Linked DNA regions of Homo sapiens: regions 1 and 2 are each linked to region 3. Evidence: read pairs that join two places in POLR2A ChIA-PET (ENCODE). Cell type or tissue: Panc1. All regions are shown on one strand.

Region 1 (2,500 bases), 410 kb before region 3:
TAATGAAAAATTGGAATTTTGGAAAATCTGAGTCCACCACTATGGGGCTAACAGTTTCCGACACTTAAAAGACTTTCCTGAGATGAAATGAGCAGTGATATTAACAAATATGGTTTTTTGATGATATAAAATGCAATGTCATTTTCATTTTTCAAATTACTAGTTTACCATTTACTCAAAGTGTAAGATAACAAATGTAACAGGGTATGAAAGATGACTATTATAGGCCAGGCCTGGTGACTCACACCTGCAATCCCAGCACTTTGGGAGGCCGTGGCAAGCGGATCGCTTGAGCCCAGGAGTTTGAGACCAGCCTGAGCAACATGGTGAAACCCTGTCTCTACTAAAAATACAAAAATTAGCCAGGTGTGGAGGTACGTGCCTGTAATCTCGGCTACTTAGGTGGCTGAGGCATGAGAATTGCTTGAACCTGGGAGGTGGAGGTTGCACTGAGCTGAGAATGTGCCACTGTACTCCAGCCTGGACAACAGGGAGAGATCCTGTCTCCAAAAAAAAAAAAAAAAAAGCAAAAGATTACTGTTATGGTTTCAGATTTCATATTGCGATTAACTTTTAAGTGTCATAAACTGCCACTTGTCAAATTTTGGTACAGTATTTAAAGAGTATGCACAGTTACCTGAAAATGTTATTAAAATACTCCTTCCTTTTGTAACTGCATATCTTTGTGAAGCTGGATTTTCTTCATCTGCTTTACTTAGTATATTCCCAACAGACTGAGTGCAGAGGCAAGTTCTAAGACTAGCCATGTTCTATTTAGCCAGACATTGAAGAGATTTGTGAAAATGTAAAACAATGTGAATTCTCCTCTCACTAAACAATTTTTTTGTTTTGGAAAAGTTAATTTTTCATTAAAATGTGTTTGTGATACTTTTTGATGGGTATGTTATTGATTTGTTTTTTTGAGATGGAATTTCACTCTTGTCACCCAGACTGCAGTGCAATGGTGTGATCTCAGCTCACTGCAACCTCTGCCTCCCGGGTTCAAGCGATTCTTCTGCCTCAGCCTCCCAAGTAGCTGGGATTACAGGTGTGAGTCACCGTGCCTGGCCTATGTTATTAATTTTTAAAAATTCATTTAAATATTTAAAACTTCTGAGTTTTAATCTCTAATATGGTAAATATTGATTTGTAAAACTTACATAAAAGATTTTCAGGACCTCTGGTTTTTAAGATCACAAATGAATCCTGAAACCAAAAAGTTTGAGAACTACTGGGCAGACTGGATGTTTCCTTGCCTCTGATAAAAAAAAAAATTCCACTTCCCAGCCGGGCGCGGTGGCTCACGCCTGTAATCCCAGCACTGTGGGAGGCCGAGGCGGGCGGATCACGAGGTCAAGAGATCAAGACCATCCTGGCCAATGTGGTGAAACCCCGTCTCTACTAAAAATACAAAAATTAGCTGGGCATGGTGGCACATGACTGTAGTCCCAGCTACTCGGGAGGCTGAGGCAGGAGAATGACGTGAACCTGGGAGGTGGAGGTTGCAGTGAGCCGAGATCATGCCACTGCACTCCAGTCTGGGTGACAGAGCGAGACTCCGTCTCAAAAAAAAATCCACTTCCCAGGCTGGGTAAAGTGGTACATATATGTAGTTCCAGCTACTCAGGAGGCTGAGGTGGGAGGATTGCTTGATCCCAAAAGTTTGAGACCAACCTGGGCAATATAGTGAGCCTCCATCTCAAAAATAATGATAATTAAAGAAAAAAATCTACTTCTTAAGATTGTTTTTGGTTTAAAATGGGAGCAGAGTATCTGAAATATGAAAAACAGAGTAGCTGGGTGCAGTGGCTCACGCCTGTAATCCTAGCACTTTGGGAGGCTGAGGCGGGCAGATTACCTGAGGTGAGGGGTTTAAGACCAACCTGGCCAATGTGGCGAAACCCTTTCTGTACAAAAAAGTACAAAAATTAGGCAGGTGTAGTGGCACGTGCCTGTAGTCCCAGCTACTTGGGAGGCTGAGGCAGGAGGATTGCTTGAACCCAGGAGCCAGAGGCAGCAGTGAGCTGAGATTGCACCACTGGACTCCAGGCTGGGTAACAGACTGAGACTCCGTCTCAAAAAAAAAAAAAAAAAAAAAAAAAAGAGAGTGAGGGAGAGACATAGAGTAGATGGTAGATATTATTTGACGATGAGGTAGGTGTCTAGTAATGTAGGATGAAAATAGGGCCGTGTGCTGTGGCTCATGCCTGTAATCCTAGCATTTGGGAAACCGAAGCGGGTGGATCACCTGAGGTCAGGAGTTCAGGATCTGCCTGGCCAACATGGTGAAACCCCGTCTTTAATAAAAATACAAAAATCAGCGGGGGTGCGGTGGCAGATAAGCTACTCGGGAGGCTGAGGCAGGAAAATCACTTGAACCCAGGAGGTGGAGGTTGCAGTGAGCTGAGATCGTGCCATTGCACTCCAGCCTGGACAACAAGAACGAAACTCCGTCTCAAAAAAAAAAAAAAAAGAATTGCCCAAGTTCTCGGGAAATGGG
Region 2 (2,500 bases), 160 kb after region 3:
GAAATGGTTCCCATAATAGTTTTCAGAAAGACGTGCTAGGCAGTATTGTTAACTAAAGAAAATAAGTCTATCAGTTCCACTTAGATAACCTTTGGTAATAAACGAACTCCGTACACGTTGTGACCTTAGAGCCTGAACTTTGCAATCACATGACCAGCTTGTAAACTGACCTGTGAGGATGACTGTCGTAGTCCCGGCTTAGAGGAATTGACCAAGTGTCGGAAGGGTAGTCATCAAGCTGGACTTGTCCTGTAATCTCTGTTTCTTCATGGCTGCAATAGAACTTTTCAGCAGACTACAAGAAGCATGAAATGGAGACATGGGAAGGTAAGGAACAGTCTGGGGCCCAAATCTAAGGGTTAGAAATTTTCTTTGAAGGTTTAGAGCAAATAGCCTTGAGGGAGAAGGGAGGCAGTCCACAGGCAACTGTTTTTTTTGTGTCTTCGCAGAGTTCAGCTAGAAAGTTTTCATGTATGTAGCAAGTGGCTGTAAATGTTTTGGAATGGAGAAAAGTGAGAGAGAACTGCAGTGAATTCATTGTTGTGGTTGATGAAGAGCAGAAGAAAGGGGATTAATTTAAATTTTATAGTGATTTTAAAAAAATTAAATATACGTGTCAGTACATAGATAAAATTTACATTAAAAATTGTTGTTTATTTCTTGACAGATGTTGTTTGTATTTTAAATTCCTTAATCCAGTTCGCTATCTGCCAAAGTCTTATTTACTACTGTTAATTATAGATAGAATTGGGGTCATGAGGCCATTGATAAGGCAACCTCATCCTCTGGTAGGGAGCTTCTATACTTTACAGTTTGGGATATAAGACTAAGCCATTGCTAATTTCTTTTTAAGTGGGTTGCTTTTTAAATGGGTACATTTTCTGCATGTGTGTGTATGTAATGAATAGTCACTAGTGTTATAACTTGTTTATTTGGGATAGTCTCCTAGTTATGTGAGAAACCCCACTTTTCCACAACTTTATTATTTAGGCCAGGAAAGACACATACAGCTGAAGGAACAGATAAAATGGATGAATGTTAGTATTAAAGTTTTGCCATGTTTATGAAGTACAAGCTAAGAGTTTGCAAGAGTTTGGTTTTCTTAAAGGCAAGCACTACTGAGAAGAGTTCCCGACTCTTTGAAGCAGTTGATAAATTTCTAGGACTGGCATTAACCCTACGAAATAGCTGGTCCTGGGAAAGCTTCCCAGCCTCTTGCAGCGTGGCTAACATCTGCCAAAGGCAGCTTTGCAGTTTCATTCTCACTCTGGGGATGCACAAACCAGGGAAGTGGGACCCCCTCTGATAATAGCATTCTTCTTTTTAGTAACCTTGGCTTCATTCCTCCCTTATATGTTGTACCCCAGCACCTTACATGCCAGAATTATTGGTTTTTAGTGCAAGTTAGCAGAAACAAGAGAAAGTTTGTAGAAAATACCAGTTATATATAAGGCCTGTTATTTATCTTGAACAGCCTCCTCCCCCAGTATGCATAGAAATTCTTTGTTAAACTATCCTGGATATACTAGCTTTTCCAGAAAGGAGTAGTTTAAGAAGTAAGATTTGCTTTGGATCTGTTGGACAGGAGTTTAGGAGCTGGCAGAGTCCCAGAGCAGTAATTACATGAGTTTAGAAGGGATGACTCTGGAGAATTTAGATTTTTTTTCGACGAGCTTGAGTCTCTTAGTGATATGTAGTCTGCTAGCTCTGAAAGAGAAAAAAGGTTTGCACAGAAAGTTCTCCCCTGGTTCATATTTAAGTTTTGAAACTTCAGTTCTTCTTAGTCATTCAACTGCAGAAAATAACTTACGGTACCAAAACAAGAACTTTCATAAAATAAGGAAATGAATTTAAAATTGTTCACCTAGATCTTTCATTGAAAATTCTAATAAAGCAAAATGAATGATCCCAGTTGTAGGAGGTTTTGGAATCTTAAGAGGCAAAATCAACTGCTTACAAAAGAGGTCAGTGAAAATGCTACTGTAAAAAAAGCATTGCCTGGTTTTAGATATTGGGCCCTTGTCCATTTAAATTAACCTTTGTCACAGCTGGGCATACAAATGTTTTGTTTTAGTTCACAGAGGGTTAACTCTATTCAAGCTTTCACTGTGGCAGGCCTGATCTGTGGAGTCATACAATCTGGTCTTTCAGCCCTGCCAGTCGCTAGGCAGGAAGTCTTATTTCTTAAGCTATCTTTCAGAATGGGGGTTGGGATTTGGAGAAAGGTGGGGGAAGGGCTTTGGAGCATCTGTAAGGATCAATAACAGAGAGAGAGAGAGAGCCGTAAGAGAGGCCATTGTGCACACTTCAAGATAGATGCAGCCCTTGTGCACAGCCCCTGCCTGGCAGGACAGACACCTAAAACCAAAACAATGACACCGAATGAATTCTCTGTGAAAATTAGATTGCCGCTTAAAGGAGAAAAATACTTGAGTGCCCTTTCAACGTTGGGGAATATTCTCATTCCTCAACTTGCAAAGATTAGGCAACCCCCACTAAA
Region 3 (2,500 bases):
TTGAGATGGAGTCTAGCTCTGTCACCCAGGTTGGAGTGCAGTGGTGCGATCTTGGCTCAGTGCAACCTCTACCTCCTGGGTTCAAGCAATTTTTCTGCCTCAGCCTCCTGAGTAGCTGGGATTATAGGTGCCCACCATCGCACCCAGCTAATTTTTGTATTTTTAGTAGAGACAGGGTGTCACTGTGTTGGCCAGGCTGGTCTCGAACTCCTGATCTCATGATCCACCCGCCTTGGCCTCCCAAAGTGCTGGGATTAACAACTGTGAGCCACAGCCCCTGGCCTCATGTTGGTTTTAATAAGCCTTTGGCCAGAAAACAATTTTGCCAAATCAGGGACAATCTTCGGTGAACCCAAGGGGTGCTAAGGAATGAAGGCGTTTTGAGTTACTCAAGGCAGGAGTACAATGTCTTTTATCTGTATCCTAAGCACTGAGAATTGGTGTTCCATGAATATTGAATGAATGAAAGAGGCAAGTCAGGAATATGAGCCTTTTGCTTATCTCAGAGTCCCTTGCTGGTAGTCAGAGTAAGTCTACAAAATATAAGGGAAAGGAATGTGCTTTTCAGCTACTTGAGGAAATTGGGGCCAATATCTAAGTCAAGCAGTGTGTTTAAGCTAAATCCAAGGTTTGATAGGCCCTCCTGGAACTAGAATGTAGTTTCTGTTTGGAAACATGGTTCTCCTGTAATTTAAAGTGACTAGATATCCCAGATTAAGACGAGATGGCCAATAAACTAGTGGCTGTTTGCTTGACTGTATTCGGGAATGCAGTTTAGGAAAAGGTGGCCTTTGTCCCATGTACCTTTTTAAAATTCTGTCTCACAAAAGAAATATAAGAGCTAGGTGTCCAAAATTTATAAAATACAGAAGGTGATTTCCTAATGAAAAGAGAGATAGTGAGAAAGATGTAAAAGAGGATAGGCAGTGTGGGTTAATAGATTATGTTAGCAAAGTAGTTTGAATAGGAAAAGACTTTAGAGAGGAGCCCAAACATTGAGGAGTTATGAGGCCCAGGAGATACTTTATGCCTAGGATCTGATTCTAGCTCTGTCTCAAATGCATGTCTCTGTGGGTCCACCTATAAAAATGGAGGAGCTAAATTAGATAATCCCTGAAAGGATTTTCCAGGTTTATGATGGAATGAATTGGGCAAAACAGGAAGTTGCAATTTAGAAAAGTTCTGCCTAAAGCAAATAGCTGTGGTACTGACTGCCCACATTCTCTGGGATGATTTTGATGTCAGATACTGTTCAATCATCCCTCTGAGAATATTTACATTTACCAAACTGTTTCCCTGTTCTGCTTTAGAACCCTTGGCTGCTTTAAAGTCTGTGAGATCCCATAATTTATCTGTAAATTTCATTCTTTGAGTCTGCCTTATAGAAATGTTTACAGTTACAGTTCTGATGTTATGATAATTTGTAATGTAAATTTGAAATAAATTATGGAGTATTTTTGTTGTTTAAACAAGATCACTTTTTTCATTTATAACCCCTCCATGCCACACTTTCTCTTTTTTGAGTACAGTTTCATTTGCTGAGTCAAACTCATAGTTAATTTTAGAGTTTTTCCTCATTCCTTGTAATGGGATATTTATCTGCAAAACTCATTCAGCATTGAGAAGAGTGCTGTCTTCCTAAGATTAAATGCGCTTCATTTGAGAACGTTGATTCATTAAGGGAAATTGCAAAACAGAAGGGAAACTTCCTTAAATGCTGCTGGTCTGTAAAAAGGGAACCCAGCAGGAAAGGGGAGAGGTGCATGGGGGAGGGGTGAAGTGAAGAGTGTAGCAGGGTAGCTGCAGTTGAAATATTCATCAATCATTTTACTGGCACCAGGAAACCAATCAGCCTTTTAGGGAGAGAACTTAATCAATCACCTAATGTGGGAAAATACAATTGCTTTCCCACAAAAAAATATTCCCTTTCTTGGTGACAGATCGAATCTGAGAGATACTTTGGTTCCCTGGAATTCAGAACTGACTGCAAGCAGTTGCTGAAAGTACTGCTGTGAAGAAGTGCATTTAACATTTGGAGATAAAATTTCCTATCTGCTGCGAGCCTTTTCAAAATATTTCAAAATAAGTTTGCTTTTCGTACAGTGTGCCCATCAAAAAATAAATACTGAGCAAGCCGAAGTGTGTGAAACACTGTAAATTTATTCTCCAAAGCTAGTTTCAGAGCATAGATAAGGACTCCTGGCTGGAGAATACCCGATGTTTCAAATGCCTTGTTTGGAAAGCAGGGTTAAAGCGTTGTCTAAGGAACATACCCTGGGAAACACAGTTGGAAGTGCTTGCATATAAATAAAAGCAGGAAAGATACAGCTGCATCGTATATTTAGGTTTTAAATACTTGTGATTTCTGAGGGTCTGTCTGTGCTTGAATTGCCTGTGGCCCTTAGGTCCTTTGGTTCTTAAGATGTGAGCTGCTTAAGAATCCAGTGTTTTTAAAATTAATGCATGGTTACTGAAGAGAATATGGAAAACGAAGGGAAAA

What was found. Peaks named below come from ENCODE experiments on the same cell type or tissue, not always from the same donor. Only the 100,000 strongest peaks of a DNase experiment are listed, where the experiment ranks them.
Region 1: POLR2A ChIA-PET joins it to region 3 with 10 read pairs; 3 of 35 experiments call an interaction of 5 or more read pairs at or near these places.
Region 2: POLR2A ChIA-PET joins it to region 3 with 11 read pairs; 8 of 35 experiments call an interaction of 5 or more read pairs at or near these places.

The regions. Positions count from the first base shown.
Region 1 is chr9:125,163,822-125,166,321 of GRCh38, reverse strand. The region is part of intron 2 of PPP6C (protein phosphatase 6 catalytic subunit); the gene reads left to right. Among named protein-coding and RNA genes, the nearest start is that of SCAI, 22 kb to the right of the region's middle. In Panc1, no CTCF peak of the experiment used is centred here; no DNase peak of the experiment used is centred here.
Region 2 is chr9:124,593,576-124,596,075 of GRCh38, reverse strand. All of the region lies in intron 2 of NR6A1 (nuclear receptor subfamily 6 group A member 1), which reads left to right. Among named protein-coding and RNA genes, the nearest start is that of MIR181A2HG, 64 kb to the left of the region's middle. In Panc1, no CTCF peak of the experiment used is centred here; no DNase peak of the experiment used is centred here; H3K27ac peaks cover 765 bases.
Region 3 is chr9:124,757,542-124,760,041 of GRCh38, reverse strand. The region is part of intron 1 of NR6A1 (nuclear receptor subfamily 6 group A member 1); the gene reads left to right. It overlaps LOC124900274 (a long non-coding RNA gene), which reads left to right. Exons shown (of 2, transcript XR_007061773.1): 1 at 1-2,500. Among named protein-coding and RNA genes, the nearest start is that of NR6A1, 13 kb to the left of the region's middle. In Panc1, no CTCF peak of the experiment used is centred here; no DNase peak of the experiment used is centred here; H3K27ac peaks cover 1,256 bases.